2 separate regions of the Mus musculus genome follow, and region 1 is linked to region 2. The links are chromatin loops, found by intact Hi-C in ENCODE. Cell type or tissue: heart. All regions are shown on one strand. Links, peaks and the distances in the headings refer to the core of each region. The heading gives the core; the rest is flanking DNA.

Region 1 (8,333 bases), core at 74-8,073, 60 kb after region 2:
CCAGGCCATGTCTCTCAGGCTTAGGAGGGGGCTGATGAAAGCTATTGTTTAAAGCAGACCTGATCCAGAGGTGACCTGTTTATCTGTGACAAGCTCTTCGAGTCAATAAGGCAGGACGATGATCCAGCAGCTGCCTGGAGGGTGGCATGTGACTGTAGTCTGGTCCTCCTCTGTCTTCAGTCATCGTGGGCCAGGTTAAGCTCTCTGCAGCTCAATGCTTCTGTGTAGACAAGCGGGTGGTGATGCTGGTTGTGCCTCCCAGCAGGGGATGAGGGCACACAATGAGAAGTCTGTGAGAATGTTCACGGAAGATGGCTCTCCTCCTGTGGGCTGATTTTTATTTATTTATTAATTATTATTATTATTATTATTATTATATTTTATTTTTTATTTTTGCAGTGCCAGAGCAGAGCCAGAGCATTGTCACATGGACAGTTTTAAATTACCTAAGAGTCAATTTTCAAATAATTCAGTTTCTGGAATATAGAGCCATGGAAATTACTTGGGTGGATGAGTAAAATCCATTCACGGTGACTTTGTTTTTGTGATACTAGGGATTCTAGGCAGATAGTCTCTACCACTGTGCTACAACCCTATGCTGGTGGACAGATGTTTAATGAGCACCTGCCTCTTATTAGGCTGACCCAAGCAGGGACAAAAGACACATCTGCCCTGAGGATGGTGGACACTTGTTCTGAGTGCCAAGAGGAAGCACAAGGTACCATGGGAAACAGCAGGGTTGGTGAGGATCCACAGCCTAAGTTTCAAAGGTGCTCTCCAGGGGAGGTGAAGGCACAGCTGGAGCTCAAAGAGGAAGTGGGAATTGATCTGGCCTAAGATAGAGGGAACGGAGTTAGAGGCACAGGGAATAGTAGATGCAAAGGGCCGAAGACAGAGGCCCTTGTGGGGAGAGCTGTGATGACCACAGTTGGCAGGAGTGACCACATGGCCAGGGATGAGGCTAATGAGGTGGGCTCATGCATGACAGGAGGAAGACATAGTCCTGTGGTCTGGAGCTATCAAAAGGCTCGCTGTGTAACACTACAACTGGGCTTTGGAACGGTTTCCTGAGAAACACAAGATTTGTAGAAAACAGAGGGAGGAGAAGGTGCTGATGGCTTGACAAGATAACAGAATCATCCTATGTGGTCTGATGGAGACAGCCAGAGATATAAACTCGAGTGGTTTCAGAAGTAAAGAGAACACATCGGAGGTAAAATGAACGGCAGACCAGATTGACTGGCTGATTTTTGAGATAAGATCTCACTATGTAGTCATGGCTAATCTTAAACTCACAGAGATCTGCCTGCCTCTGCCTCCTGAATGTGTACTGGGATAAAAGCATGCCTGGCCAGAAATCTTTTTTTGTTTCTTCAAAAAAGGATCTCCCTGTATGGTTCAAACTGGAGCAAACTTATGTTCCTTCTGCTGCTGCCACCTAAATTGTGTGCATATAGGCATGCATAATTATACCCCAAGTTTGCCACCTCACAAACGAGAACAAATAGGCCAAGTGTCAAGGGGTGTTTGAAATCCGGCAATTAGAGAGCTGTGAGTTTCCAAAGACTCAAACAGAAGAAGTTCTGAAAGTATGAAAGCCACACCATCCTGTCTGAGGCCCAACACCCTCCAGAAGTCTCCAGGTTACAAGGTGGACACTTTTCCTGACTGTAGCTTCACCAACTCTCCCACCCCCACTGCCTGGCAACCTCAGCCTTCTCTGCTTTGGAAACCCTCTGCTTTAGCCAAAGGGACTCTCACAGACCATCACCTGAGCTGGCCTTCCCTACTTTACCTCTCCACTTGCTGAGATTCCCTGGCCTGCCTCCCCGTGACACATTGTCCGTGCACTTTAAGGTCCTGCTGAAATCTCATCCCTCTGGACAGCCTCTTGGTTTGAGACCACCTCTTCCTTATCAGCATCTTAACCTTTCCCTTTGTGGTCCTGGATGTTAAGTCTAGGGCCCACGCCTGCCAGGCAGGTGCTCTGCCACGGAGCTGCCTCCTCAGCTTTTCCCCCATGGCAGATTTAGGTGCTATTATGCATCACTAGGTTTTCATAAGCCCTGATCCTTATCACCCTGACCAGATCAAGTCTCTCAGGTCAAGTATCTATTTTACCACCACTTAAAAGTATAGTGTCTTAAGCCAGATGTGGTGACTCATACCTTTAATCCCCAGCATATAGGAGACTGAGGCAGGAGGATAGCAAATTTGAGGCCATCTTGGGCACTGTGACACTGTCTCAATGCACTTCCTAACCCCACTTAAAAAGGATGCAGCAGTTTAAACAACACCCATTCCACTGCATCCCTTAGTGTCATGGGACAGGGACTTGGGTATATGCCTGCAGGGCCTCTATGGCTTTAAGCCACATGCTGGCAGTCCTCCAGCAGTGGCCATGACTAACTCCATTTGATATTATTACTTTCTAAGGCCAACTGACTTTTGCAGTCAATCTCCTTTGCTACCTATGACCAATGTGATGACTTCATGAGCTACCGGGTCAGTCTCAAGTTGTCAGGTGAGAGCCAAGTGTTCCTTTCATGAACAGGACTTCTATTCCAGAGCCACCCTATCCATCCTTTCCCACCCCCCCTGCCTCTACCAACTGGTTTCAGTGTGTGGGAGCCAGGGTGCAGTAAACACTGGGGAAAAAAAACACATTCTAGGAATGCAGGAGATGCTATATTGCTGCACACTAAGCCTACAAAATTCCTAACTTGATTTCTTTCACATTTTTTTTGTGAATGTTTGCTGTAGCATATTTTAGATGGTCCACTTGGACAAACAGCTGGGAGGGCTGGAGAGATATCTGAGCAGTTAATATCACTTGCTGCTCACCTAGAGGACCCGAGTTCAGTTTCCAGCACCCAGCTGAGTTCCATCTGCACTCAAGAGCACATAGCTACACATAGACACATAGAAAAAGGAAACACAGAGGACACACCTTCGAGTGTATCTGTTAGGGTATTTCCAGAAAGGGCTGGCTAAAGGGAGAATACTCACTGGGTGTCACTATCCCATGGGTTCCATCCCTGACTAAATAAGACAGAAAAGGAGAAAGCCAATAGAATGCCAGTCTTCTCCTTTCTGTGGTCTGGTCTGCTGTGATGTAGTGAATTGTTGCCTACAGTCTCAGCACCGTGAAGTGGCCTGCCACCATGACTTTGCTGTCATGGTGGGTGGTATCTTCTCACACTGTGAGCCAAAAGAAACTCTTTCTCTCCTAAGGAGCTTCTCTTCAGGCCCAAGTCACAGTGAGGAGAGAAGCCACCAGCGGATGCTGTTACACAGTACAGGCAATACCTTCACTAGCAAAGCACAGTAATGGTTTGGGTCAGTAATCCCCAGCAGTGGGAAGTGTGCACAGCATCCTGGGTGCCAACGCAGTCAGCACTAGCAAATGGCACAAGGAATTGGAAAGGCAGGGAAAGTTACTGAGACTGATGCATTCAGGCCCTGAAGACCTGTGGCATTATAAATAATAACAGCTTTGTTTTCTTTTGTTTTTCATGGTGGTCAGAAATAGCACATTCAAAAATAAAGGACAAGAACAGGTATAGTTACTGGGCCCACAGTGGATAGTATAAGGAATCTTTGCTGTATTTATTACAAAAAAAGGGAATATTATAAAAATGAATACCATCCATCCTGGCAGCAAAGTCATGGTGGCAGGCAGCTTCATGGTGCTGGGAATGGAGGCAGCTACTCACTGCACCTCAGCTGAGCAGAAAACAAAGGAGAAGACTGGCACTTTCCCCCTATTACTTATTTTTTTCCTGTTCTTATAAATCTGTAATATAATTTAAAATCAAAATGCCTATAGAGCAAAGACCCACAAAGATTTGACCTGGGACCTCACACAAGTCAGAGACAATTCTACTGAGACACACACAAGCACACATATACATACTTCCCTGTGCATCCCTCACCAGCAAAGTACTAAAAAACTAAGGATACAGCCTTTTATCTATGCCCCGCCCCCACGCTACTCAACCTTAGCTAAAGTGCACCATTCCCACAAACCCTCTATCGGTTCTTGAAGGCCCCCCATGCTTTCTTGATCCATGAACCCCTACTGCTCTTCTCCAGGCAAATGGTCCTTAGTCATACCCTAAATGTTGATTGTTAATTCAGCTTTAAAATAAGGACTTTCTCAATAGACAGCGAAACACCAGGAATGTGTTTTACCTGGGTTCCTATCCTACATATCTGTGCATGGTGCATAGTAGATGTTCAATAAATGGGAGTGGAACTGGGAAATGTAATGTTAGGGAAAGAATGAATATGGGCGGGCAGTCTCTTGGGACATAAAACTGGGAGGGATGCAGGATACAGGAAAATCCAAGCTTCAGCTCACCAAAGGAAGAGGAACAACTCCTCCCTTGGGAGGAACTGTAGATAAGAACCTAGATGGATGGAAATGAGATGGGCCTAGGTGAAGACAAGTGTTTGAACCTTTCCAAGTCCTAATCCAAATGTCACCCGCCCTTCATGTCTTTAAAAACAATTTCCTATTGACCACAACACCAGCCCAGCTCATTATCTTTGTATTTATTTGGATGTTCTACCATTATCTTTGTACTTATTTGGAATGTTTATTTGTATACAGATCGTAGTTCCTTCTCTAGTCCAACCTCTTGAAGAACAGGGAAATTTTGGTTGTTCCACGTCATATGCTAACCACTCACTCACTGTGGGTTTACTAAAAATGAGCCGGAGATGGGAAGACTAGTGGGCGGACTAGTTCGAGGCAGGAAAAGCACGCGTCGTGAGGAAGTGAGATTCCCCAGACCTGTAATTACACACTCCAAGGAGAAGCCAAGCCCGACCGCGGGGCGGAGAGCGACGTAGAGAGTCGCCGGCGACTTCTCGGGGGAGGCTCTGACGTCAGTGCCTCGCGACCGTCCTCTCCGCTACCTGATTCAATCCCGGAGCTGGACTTTAGCAAAAAACTCACCCCCGCCGCTCTCCGCGAGCTCCGGCCCGGAGCCACACCCATCCCTCGCGTCCCGCTTTCCTTCCGCGCAACCCCGTCTCCGACCTCACAACCACCACGGGACAGGCACACTCGCGGGCGCCCTACTCAGCAGGGCGGGCCCTGAGACCGGAAGCCGGAAGTGGGGTTGTGAGGACGTGTTCCGAGGAAGCCGCAGGCCGGCTAGGCCGGCGTCATGGAGCCCCTATACCAACAAACGAACAAGTGAGGGCTGCGTCGGGGAGCGGGCTGGGCTCCGCCCGGGCTGCGGCCCCTAGGGCTCGGGGCTCTGGGGACTGTCATTGTGGAGGTTTCCGCTCGGGCTGCTCCGCATCTCTTAGCCCCTGGTGCGATGCTCTTAGCCGAAGGGGATCGAGCCGGGGCGCGAAGGCTTGGGCCCGGTAGCTCTTGGCCGCAAGCCGTGACTGCCTATTGGCAAGGGAAAGCAGCGCCCCTAGGTTACAGCACTTGATCCAGCACCTGCCAGCTTAGTCCTCCGGGTTGGTAGAGCTTAGAGAACAGAGAAAACTGTTGCCGAGGCTTGTGTCTATGAATCTATTGCTTAAGTGGGAGTGTCAGGGGTTGTACGAAAGAAGTATTTTGTGTACTTGATTGGACATTTAAAGAACTTATTTTTGTGACACAAAGACGGGCAGGTAACTAGTGACTATTTTTGTGAGTCATATCTGATTACAAGTTAGCCTTAAGGAAATTGAAATTGAGTCTTAGATTAGCTTTTCATAACTAAGTTTCCTTGGTGGGTCCTTTTTTTTTTTTTTTTTTTTTTTTTTCCATACCGTCCTTTGTTTTGGGAACTTGCAGTGTTATGCAGCTAGACACCATGAGGGGCCACATACCTATGTTAGTTTAAGAACTTTCTATTGATTGTATGACAGCACTGAAAAATCTTATTCCTTGGGCCTGAAAAATGACATAAACTAGTCATCCTGCCTCCCCAGGAAACTCATAACAAAAAGAATGGAAATAAGATGGTGGTTATTCTCTTTTTACCTTTTTTTTTTTTAAATTTGTTTATTATATGTAAGTACACTGTAGCTGTCTTCAGACACCTCAGAAGAGGGCATCAGATCTCATTGCAAATGGTTGTGAGCCACCATGTGGTTGCTGGGAATTGAACTCAGGACCTTCGGAAGAGCAGTCAGTGCTCTTAACCTCTGAGCCATCTCTCCAATCCCCCTTTTTACTTTTGTCAACAAAATGTTTGATTTGGGTGGGGGAAAATAAACTACATTGTAATGACAATTTGCATATTATATAATAAGTGTAGGAAGAGATTTTAAAAGACTATCCTGTGAGTCACGTGGAAAAGGAATGAGGCAGAAAATTGCCCTCATTTACTAAGAACGGATCCTTTCCATAGCAAGACACATGGACCTAGCAGAGCGGTGAGTTAATCTGCTAGTTGCTGAATTGACAGAACAGTGTCAGAACATACTCGTCTCACTAGAACTTTGAACTGATTCTGTGATTATCTCTAACTGTGAAGGTACGTTGACATAAAATCGATTATTTAAAGTCATATAGCTGGAAAAGTCCTGAGCACTGAGTGGATGAACAAAACAAAAAAAAAAGAAAGAAAGAAAGACAGGATGTTTTACATTAGCAATATTCTACTAGGATGAGCTTTAAAGAGAATCCAGTAGGCTTCCATTTTGGGTACTCATGTTCATAAAAGATACATTTGTCCCTTGTGTTGTCTAGCTGCCATCCTGGAATTCATCTTTAGATAGTTTGGAGTAAGTAGGTCTCAGACACAAACAGCTCTGGAGTGATCACGCAGGCTTTTCTGGTGGTTTTACTCAGTAGTTAGTTTTAAGAATTATTATCTCAAGATCAGTTTGTCAGCTTGCCTTAGGAGGTAAAGACTAGCTATGGAGGTAGAGTGGAAGACGTGACAATAACCAAGTGCATGTGAAAACTGTGGGCGTGTATGTGTTGTGTGGGTGTGTGTACATTCAAGATGGGATTCTATTACATAGCTGAGGTTAGCCTATAAGTTGTGGTGTAGCTTAGACTGGCCTTGAACTTACAGTCCACCTGCTTCTTTGTCCTGTGTGCTAAGATGACAGGTGAGCACCACTATATCCACTACTTACTAACTTCCTCCCTTCCTTCCCGTCATGTCCCATCCTGTCTGATCCAGTCCCTCCCAACCAATCAACCAACCTCCCTCCCTCTCTTCCTCTGTTCATTCGTCCTTTTCTTTCTTCATCCGTTTGTTTGTTTGAGGTAGAGTCTCACTTTGTAGCCCTGGCTGACCTGGGACTCACTATGAAAACTAGACTGGCCTGGAACTCTTAGAGATCCACCTGCCTCTGTCTCTCGAGCTGTTGGGATTACGGATATACCACCACTCTCATTAGTTTAAAAGCAACGGCAGTTTAACTTGTTACTGTTCTGGGTTACATAGCTTCTTCATATGGCAAAGGGTTCCATAATCTCTCAGATAATTGTTTCCATAGCAGCTCAGTTGGAGACTTGAGACAAGGAGGCACCAAGAAGTAAAATGACTTGCTCATTGTCTGTCAGCTTTTCGTAGTTGAACTAGATTTGCAGCTGAGATCCTTTAACTCCCAAACCCTGTTTCTTGTCCGTGGTGGACAGAGGTAGTGAGCCACAGACTGACTGTGGTGGAGGTAGGCGGGTAGGTTTATGACCTTCGTTTTCACTTGTGTGTGGTCCAGGCTGTTCTCAAATTCAAGATCTCCCTGCTGGGATTATAGACAGTACCACCATTGGGCCCAACAGATTCACTGACTTCTTTAAAGAGCACTTTCGTGTAATAGTCTTCCTACGACATAAGGAAAGCTTTAAAAACAACAACTACAACAACAACAGCAGTGCCTCTTGCTTGCCACGTACTAGCTCTCTGCCTGGCTATATTACCACCCAAGTCCATGATGGACCCCATGCTAGACAGGCCAGAGATGCCTTTTTCTCTCATGCCTACACCACCAAGTCATATTTGGGCATCACCTATCACTTGGCTGTGTAGGTGGTGTCTGGTTCCTAGTTGAATGGAAACAGAGTCTCCAAGTGCCAGATTACTAGCTCCCTCCATGCCTTTCACACCTGCCATGTTGTTTGCTGTCATTTCTTAGAATGGAATGGGATGTAGAGACTGGACTTCCTTTATTGATTATGTCTTTTCTAATTCATTTACATCCAAACAGGACTTACAAATAAAAATCAAATGGGGAAAGCCAGTAATGTTTTTCAGTAATTTCTTAAAAGTTATCCTTTTTAGCTTGGGGTATTACTATTGTGTGTCCTGCCCTTGAGACTCTCAGACTTGAAAAGGACGGACAGGAGCGCCATTGCAGTTCTGTCT
Region 2 (8,333 bases), core at 269-8,268:
AATTTAGACCTTCAAAGCTGGGGTGTGTGTGTGTGTGTGTGTGTGTGTGTGTGTGGGTCATTCCAAAGGGCAGAACATGGCTTTCCGGGAAGGCGTTGATGCCTCCTTCTGGGCATATGCATAGGACCAGCTAATGGTCTGTTCACCTTGCAGAGGCCAGAGCTGGCATGTGCCTTTAGAGTAGACACGTATAGCTCTGCGTCACTGAAGATGCCCCACAGAGAAGAATCTGTGCACGCCACATGCATGCTCTTGCGATGACCATCATCTGTCACTAGGAGTGCCTAGAGGGGAAGCCTGCCTGGGAATCACTCCAAGGGGTGAAGTGGAAGGCAGGGTCCTACCAGCCTCACCCATGTGTATGTAACACATCACTTCCATCCAAGGGGGAGGGCATGTATCCAGCAGCAGCAAGTCATAGCTCCAACTCCCTGTGCTGTGGTGAAGATTTAAAAAAAAAAAAGATCTCATTTTCTAAGTCGTTCCTGATGCTTTGGAAGTTATCAGAGGAGGTGGAGGAGGTAGCTCACTAGGTAGCATGCTCACTTACCACACATGAGTCCTTAGCTCAATCCCTAGGACGTCACAATCCAGGCACAGTGGCCTATGACTGTGGTCACAGCACCTTCAGCATGGAGGCAGGAGGATCAGAAATGCAAGAAATGCTATCCTTGGTTACATAATAAGTTTGAAGCCAGCCTGAGCTATATGGACCCTGTCTCAAAAACAGGACTGGAGAGATAGCTCGGTGCTTAAGAGCACTTACTGCTCTTACAGAGGACCCAGATTTAGTTCCCAGCGTCCACATGGTGGTTCACAACCCTTTGTAACTACAGTTCCAAGGGATTTGAACCCTCTTCTGGCTTCTGCAGTCACCGGACACACAGGTACATGCACTCACACACATAAAATAAAATAATATAAAATAAGATAAAATAAAATAAGCAAATATAAAGCATACGTTAAAAATAAACAAAGAAGCTGGGCATGGTGGCGCATGCCTTTAATCCCAGCCCTTGAGAGGCAGAGGCAGGCGGATTTCTGAGTTTGAGGCCAACCTGATCTACAGAGTGAGTTCCAGGACAGCCAGGGCTATACAGAGAAACCCTGTCTCGAAAAACCAAAAATAAATAAGTAAGCAAACAAACAAACAAAGAAAAGAAAAGGGGTGGGGGCATGCAGCTGGAGAGATAGCTCAACAGTTAAGAGCACTTTCTGCTCTTGCAGATGATCCAACATCCACTTGGCAGCTCACAACTATTTGTAACTCCAGTTCCAAGGGATCCAATAGCCTCTTCTAGCTTCTATGGGCACCAGGCCTGCACATGGCACACACACACACACACACACACACACACACACACACACACACACACACACACACACAGGCAAACACTCATGTACATAAAATAGAAACAAATCTTTACAACCAAAGGAAGAGACAAAACCCCACCAAACCCATCACAGGAGCAATAGGAGCTCAGTTGCCATAGTCACTGCCCTGGCCTGTTTTCTCAGAGGTAAAGACTAAGACTAGCCTGGTGATTGAAAGTAAGATATGGGAGAGGAGATAAGAGCCTGGGAGCGGATGAAGAGACCACAAGGGACCATATTAAAAATATATATATACAGCATAAGGAGGGCAGGAGAGAAGGCTCAGGGATGTAGAGCAAATACCACTCTTGCAGAGTTCATTCAACTTCCAGCATCAACAACCAAGGGCTTATAACTTTAACTCCAATGTTGGGGGATCTGATGCCCTCTACTGGACCCCAAAGGCAATGCACTCACATGCACATACCACATACCCATCATTGAAACTAAATGTTTAGAGCCGGACGTGGTGGCACATGCCTTTAATCCCAGCACTCGGGAGGCAGAGGCAGGTGGATTTCTAAGTTCGAGGCCAGCCTGGTCTACAGAGTGAGTTCCAGGACAGCCAAGGCTATACAGAGAAACCTTGTCTTGAAAAACCAAAAAAAAAAAAAAAAAAAAAAAAAAAAAAAAAAAGAAAGAAAGAAAATAAATGTTTAAAAACAACAACAACAACAAAAACAAAAAGAAACCTGCAGAAGTCTGGCTTAGTGTACATACCTGTAATCCTATACCAGGAGACTGAAAATCTATTTGATTTCCATGTGCAGGAGAATTGTCATAAGATCAAGGTCACATGGTGAGATTATGTTTCAAACACACAGACAAACAAACCCGAGAAAGCCCCTCCTATCTCAGAGATCACTCTGGGAACAAAAGTAGCCCCTCTTCTAACCCATCTGTCAGGTTTGCAGTGGGAGATTAACCCCATCTTTTCTGTATGTGTGTGTGCACGTGTTCACGTGGATGTGCAAATGTGTGTAAAGGCTGCAGGCTAACATTGGGTCTCTTCCTTGGCTGTTCTTCCCCTTATTTTGTGAGGCATGCTCTCTCAGAACTTGGCACTCACCAATCCATAGCTAGAAAACCCCAAGGATCCTCATGTGTCCATACCCCAGCAGTTCTGGGATTACACAGACACACTGCTGCATCAGACGTTTTAGGTGGGTGCTGGCGGTCTGGGCGGGGCTTGTTTAGCATGCGCTTCACTGATTGGCCCATCTCCACAGCCAGTATTTATTTATAAGTAGGCTATCTAGCCCAGGCTTCAGACTTACTATGCAGCTGAAATTGGCCTTGAATTTATGCCGCTCCTGCCTCTGTCTCCACCGTGTGGGGGTTACAGGTATATGCCCCCATGTCTGGTTTACACGGTGGTAGGGCTTGAACTCAGGGCTTTGTGTTTGACACTGACAGTTTGGCAGAGAGGCCTGGGCAAAAGGGCATTATTTACCAACCCTACCAGCTTGCAAAGGTGATTTCCTTTTCTAAAGAACTTCAAGTAGATTTTTATGGATTTCAAATATTGCTTATAACAAGGCAGGTCAGACGTTTATTTTTTTTAGGCAAACATGTCTGTGGGCATTCACAGCACTTAGCCCTGTCCCCATGGCCACAGTCCCCTGCAGCGGGTGTGAACAGGTGACCTTCCCAAAGCCACTGTTCAGCTGCCCAACAGCATCTGACAGGTCCAAACAACACGCGTGAGGTCCCTTCTCCTCTCAGTCATATGTATCGGGATGCACTGAGCCCCCAGAACAAATGGCTGTGGCATGGGATGCCAGAGTGGCTCTGATAAGCCACGCAAGGCTGCAACTTCAAAGAGACAGGGAGTAGAAGCAAGTAGCAGTGGAGGCAGGGAGACTGTCTAGAAAGAGCACAGGCTGAAAATCTGGCTCAAATCGGAGAGCCAGACTCTGAAAGTCATGTTCGCAGGGACATTAGCTGACGGTGAGGCCCAATTTCTCTCTGTAGCCCTTTCTGCTAATGGCCTCTTCCTTTCTTGTGGTCCTGCCCTGATACCATGACCCCGTCCTGGATGCTTCCTTCAGTGGGAGCCAGGGGGTTAGTACAATTGTGGCAGGAAGACTCACATATAACAAAGAGGAGAATGCCATGTAGGAGAGGGAGCAAGCCAGCCTGGCAGAGTGGAGACTGGCTTCGCTGGCCTGCTCCCTCTCCTAAATGACACCTTCTTTGTTAGGTAAGAGCCTTCATGCCTTTACCCTTCCACCCCATGGCTCCTGTTGAAGACAGCATTTTAAAGAGGGTCTTGGTGAAGCTAAACGGATTACAGGAAAGGAGTCTGTTAGCAGAAAAAGACTATGAGATTGGAGAGGGGAATAGGGAAGAGGCGCTTTACAGTGTGAGACAAGCATTCTGGGGTGAGGGGATCCCAAATGTACTGGCTTTCCCTTAAGTGGGTCACTTCCCCTAAAGCTTTGTCTTTGCCCTGTGCAAAATGAAGGCATTAAATCCATCCCGCCACCTCTGCCCTTAAGCGTGTTTCTAAATCTACCTCCATGCCATCAGCCACGGACCCCGCTGACCAGCAGGGGGCGCTCCTGCAGAAGGTTGACCACCCTTGCCCTAGGCAACTGTTGCTCTCAGCTTCTTGCAGGGTTGTCAGAACAGAAAAGGTACTCCCCCCACTTCCTGTCCCTCCCAGTCCACTCGGGCCACTTTTCTTCTCAAGCTCTCCCTTTCAATTGTGTGTTTTGGAATTAGCTTGCTAGGAAATTACTGACTCTAGGTCCTTGGGGGAAGTCATTTTGTTTCTCTGTGCCTCAGTTTCCCCACGCACCAAGGAAGTATGAGTGAGAGACTTTCACCCAGAGAGGAGGTAGCAATGCTGCTGCTTCATAATCATTTTCCTCATCAGGGCGAAAGCGGCTGCTTCTACTTCCCACAGGGACGAGCCAGAGCCTGCCGAGACTGTCAGAGTACCAGCTGGTCTATATTATTTTATTTTAGTTATTTTATGTAAAGGATGAAGTGATTCTAGTACTGTGAGTGATACTCAAAACGTTGGAAGTAATAGGGTTTTGAACACACAAGGGTCACGTTGGAAAGCGGTTTCATTAGTCCTTAAATTTCTCCCCCATCTTTTCTAAGGGCGGCGAACTGGGGAGATGAGTCTATTTAATGAGTGGGGAAACTGAGATCCCAGAAGGATCCATTGTTGGAGTTTATGCCAGTTTCTCTCCGTAATCCAGGCTCCATCCCGTTGGAGTCAGCGACTCCTATTGGAGACATGCGGGATTACAGCGATGTCTGTGGACACTGGTAGGTTGGTTTTCAGTAACCCAGATGGAGAGTCTCACCTTCTGTTGCGTTTCAAGCACTTCTGTGGCAAAGTGCTTGTCCCCGTGGATAAAGCAAGGAAAAGAAGGACCAGAAAAATCATTGCAAAATCCAGGTCAAAACACAACAGCATCTCAGTATAGCCCTATACAACCTCCCCGGGACAACGGGTAAACGGTCCCATCATCTTATTTAGCAGGTTCTTCTCTTTACTGTAGCGGGTAAACACATTCTCTGACACTAGTTCCATGGGTTCTAGGTTTCTGGGTCTAGGCCAACAAACAAGCCAACCTGAGCCTCAGTTTCTTGTGTGTAAAATGTGAGGATTAAATAAGTTAATACTAGCTAGGCTGTGGTGGCACACACCTTTAATCCCAGCACTCAGGAGGCAGAGGCAGGGGGATCTCTGAGTTCGAGGCCAGCCTGGTCTACAGAGTGAGTTCCAGAACAGCCAGGGCTACACAGAGAAACCCTGTCTCAAAAGGAAAAAAAAAGTTAATATATCTAACACATTACTCTTATATAGAAATTAGTTTATCCTTATATAGAAATGCCAGCTGCCATTAAGTATTTGTTAATTATTAATTAATTAATTAACTAATCAATTAATTAAGCTTCTTAACTGACTGTAATCCATAAAAGACAATCATGGACTTAACCTCCTCTGACTCACACTGCTCAGCAGGAGATTTTTTTTTTTAAGATTTATTTATTGATTATATGTAAGTACACTGTAGCTGTCTTCAGACACTCCAGAAGAGGGAGTCAGATCTCATTATGGATGGTTGTGAGCCACCATGTGGTTGCTGGGATTTGAACTCTGGACCTTCGGAAGAGCAGTCGGGTGCTCTTACCCACTGAGCCATCTCACCAGCCCCCCCCCCCGGAGATTTTTGACTAAGGAAACATTGTTAAAACATATATGCTGAATGCTCTCTTGTCTTTCTTTCTTTTCTTTTCTTTTTTTCTCTCTTTTTTTTTCTTTTTTCTTTTTTGGTTTCTCGAGACAGGGTTTCTCTGTATAGCCCTGGCTGTCCTGGAACTCACTCTGTAGACCAGGTTGGCCTCAAACTCAGAGATCCCCCTGCCTCTGCCTCCCGAGTGCTGGGATTAAAGGCGTGCGCCACCATGCCCGGCTTTCCTTCCTTCCTTCCTTCCTTCCTTCCTTCCTTCCTTCCTTCCTTCCTTCCTTTTTTTTTTTTTTTTTTTAATTTTGAGACAAGGTCTCACTATATCACCCTGGCTATCCTGGAACTCACTGTGTAGACCAGGTTGGCCTTGAACAAAATGTGATCTTCCTCCACCTCCCCAGTGCTGGACTTAAAGGCATGCATACCACCCTCCCCCACCCCCAGCTCGACATTCTTTCTTAAACAATACAGTATAACAACTATGTACATGATGGTCACACCTTACCATTGTAAATGTTACAAATTATACATAAGCACACAAAGTATCAAATTTATATATACAATGTTTAAAATTATACACCATAAAATTACAGAAATGTACTATTTTTCAGACAGGTTCTATTGTAGCCCTGGCTGTCCTGTAATTCACTATGTAGCCCAGGCTGGTCTCAAACACAGAAATCAGCCTGCCTCTGCCTCCTAAGTGCTAGGATTACAGGTGTGCATAGGCCCACCTGGCATGTGTGTGTGTGTGTGTGTGTGTGTGTGTGTGTGTGTGTGTGTGAATGTGTGTTCTAGGTTTACTGTTTCCCAGTCTTAGCTTATTCCCAGTGGAAAGAAAGAAGTCTCGCTAGCCCCTTGATGTCCCGACTCTAAGTGTAGGAAGAAGTACTGAGCCATCTACCAGCCGGGGTAGTTGACAACACTTCTTGCAAATGTACTTGCACCTGCAGTTATAACAATGTGATAGTATGTCCTAGAAGAAATGGTCTTAGTGGCAAGCAGGACGGAAGTGCATTGCTCCAGGGACTTTCTGAGCATCCACATGGGACCTCTTCCTCTCACCTGTCCTTTGCAGAGAGGACACCTGTGTGCAGAGTTGCATGTTTTTGGTGGTGTTTCTGGTACATTCTGGCCCCATTCTTCTGTTTTCCTAGGTGGTTGGTGTCCTTGCCTTTCTCCTCCTCGCCTTTCCTTCAGTTTTCTTTCCTTCTGTGGGCAGAGTCGGAGACAGTGCCCTGCATGAAGAATCTCCGCTAGGGTGAAGGACAGATGGCCCCCAGTGCATGCAGTCTGTCCAGGCATCCTGCTGGGCTCTGACACTTCTGATAGTGACTACCAGGGATGGGGTGTGGCACTCATCTACAGTGGGCACAGTAGCCAGGCAGAGACCAAACATATATATCACTTGTCACATAGGAATCCACTGGCAACCATGGAGCAGATTCTCTGACACTGGGATTTTACCTGGGGGTCACTTCTTACCTCCACGTGTGTCCCTGAGGACAGAACTGGCCTGCAGAGAATGTTCTCACTGTGTCAGAAGAAAGGGCTCAACCTCTGGCTCATGTCATGAGGACCTCCCCTCTCTCCTTTTCTTTTTTGAGACAGGGTCTCACTGTATATAGCTCTGGTTTTGCCTGGAACTCCGTATGCAAACCAGGCTGGCCACAGACTCACTGAGATTTGCCTGCCTCTGCCTTCTGAGTTCTGGGATTAAGGTCAGCACAATTATGCCTGGCTAGGGCAGAATTTCTAACCATTCATAAGTCAAACTTGACAGCTCAGGATCATTCATTCATTCATTCATTCATTCATGTTTTTTTTTTTGTTGTTGTTGTTTTTGCTTTTTGAGACAGGGTTTCTCTGTATAGCCCTGGCTGTCCTGGAACTCATTCTGTAGACCAGGCTGGCCTCGAACTCAGAAATCTGCCTGCCTCTGCCTCCCAAGTGCTGGGATTAAAGGCGTGCGCCACCACTGCCCGGTTCATTCATTCATTTTAACCCAGTGGTTCTCAACCTTGCTAATGCTGCAACCCTTTAATACAGTTCCTCATGGTGACCCCAACCAAAAAAATTATTTCATTATTTCTGCATATCTGTAATTTTGCTATTGTTATGAGTCATAATGTATAAATATCTGATATGTGACTCCCCAATGGGTCACAACCCACAGCGTGAGAACCACTGTTCTAATACGTATAGATCCCTTAACTTGAAGCCAAAGTGCATACCCTCCTTGACAGGAGCTGTGGGTATGAATGAAGTAGGAGGAACCTGAAGGTGCAACTTGGTGGTAGGGTGCTTGTCTAGGTGCTTGTATGTGAGGCCCTGGGTTTGATCTCTAGCATTGAGGGAGGGAGGGAGGGAGGGAGGAAGGGAGGAAGGGAGGAAGGGAGGAAGGGAGGAAGGGAGGAAGGGAGGAAGGGAGGAAGGGAGGGAGGGAGGGAGGGAGGAAGGAAGGGAGGAAGGAAGGAAGGGAGGAAGGAAGGAAGGAAGGAAGGAAGGAAGGAAGGAAGGAAGGAAGGAAGGAAGGAAGGAAGGGAGGGAAAAGCAACAAGGCACAAGGCTTTCAGCTTAGTGAGAATACTAAACATCTGAACTCGAGGGTGCCATGCACCTTGCATGGGTGGTAACTGGTATAATGTATCAATAAAGTTTCTCAAGTCAAAGTGACAAGCAAGCCAAGGCTGGGATCGGTCAAGGCTTCCAGGAGAAAGCCCCGTCAATGGAAGCAGCCCATTT

The links. A loop is a pair of places that touch in the nucleus more often than their neighbours do. Peaks named below come from ENCODE experiments on the same cell type or tissue, not always from the same donor. Only the 100,000 strongest peaks of a DNase experiment are listed, where the experiment ranks them.
Region 1: a loop joins it to region 2, with 2.1 times the contacts of the local background. A loop is called at or near these places in 2 of 42 quality-filtered maps.

What each region holds. Positions count from the first base shown.
Region 1 is chr11:103,694,503-103,702,835 of GRCm38, reverse strand. Gosr2 (golgi SNAP receptor complex member 2) reads left to right here and starts at 5,113. Exons shown (of 6, transcript NM_019650.4): 1 at 5,113-5,206. The coding sequence starts at 5,178. It overlaps C130046K22Rik (RIKEN cDNA C130046K22 gene), which reads right to left and starts at 5,112. Exons shown (of 3, transcript NR_102389.1): 1 at 4,964-5,112; 2 at 1-330. In heart, for the core only: a CTCF peak has its summit at 4,788; DNase peaks (open chromatin) are centred at 4,341, 4,955 and 5,115; H3K4me3 peaks cover 1,950 bases; H3K27ac peaks cover 1,497 bases.
Region 2 is chr11:103,754,538-103,762,870 of GRCm38, reverse strand. It overlaps a transcript of Wnt9b not described here. Among named protein-coding and RNA genes, the nearest start is that of Wnt9b, 8.9 kb to the right of the region's middle. In heart, for the core only: CTCF peaks have their summits at 2,683, 3,924 (motif pointing right) and 4,614; a DNase peak (open chromatin) is centred at 3,924; H3K27me3 peaks cover 1,860 bases.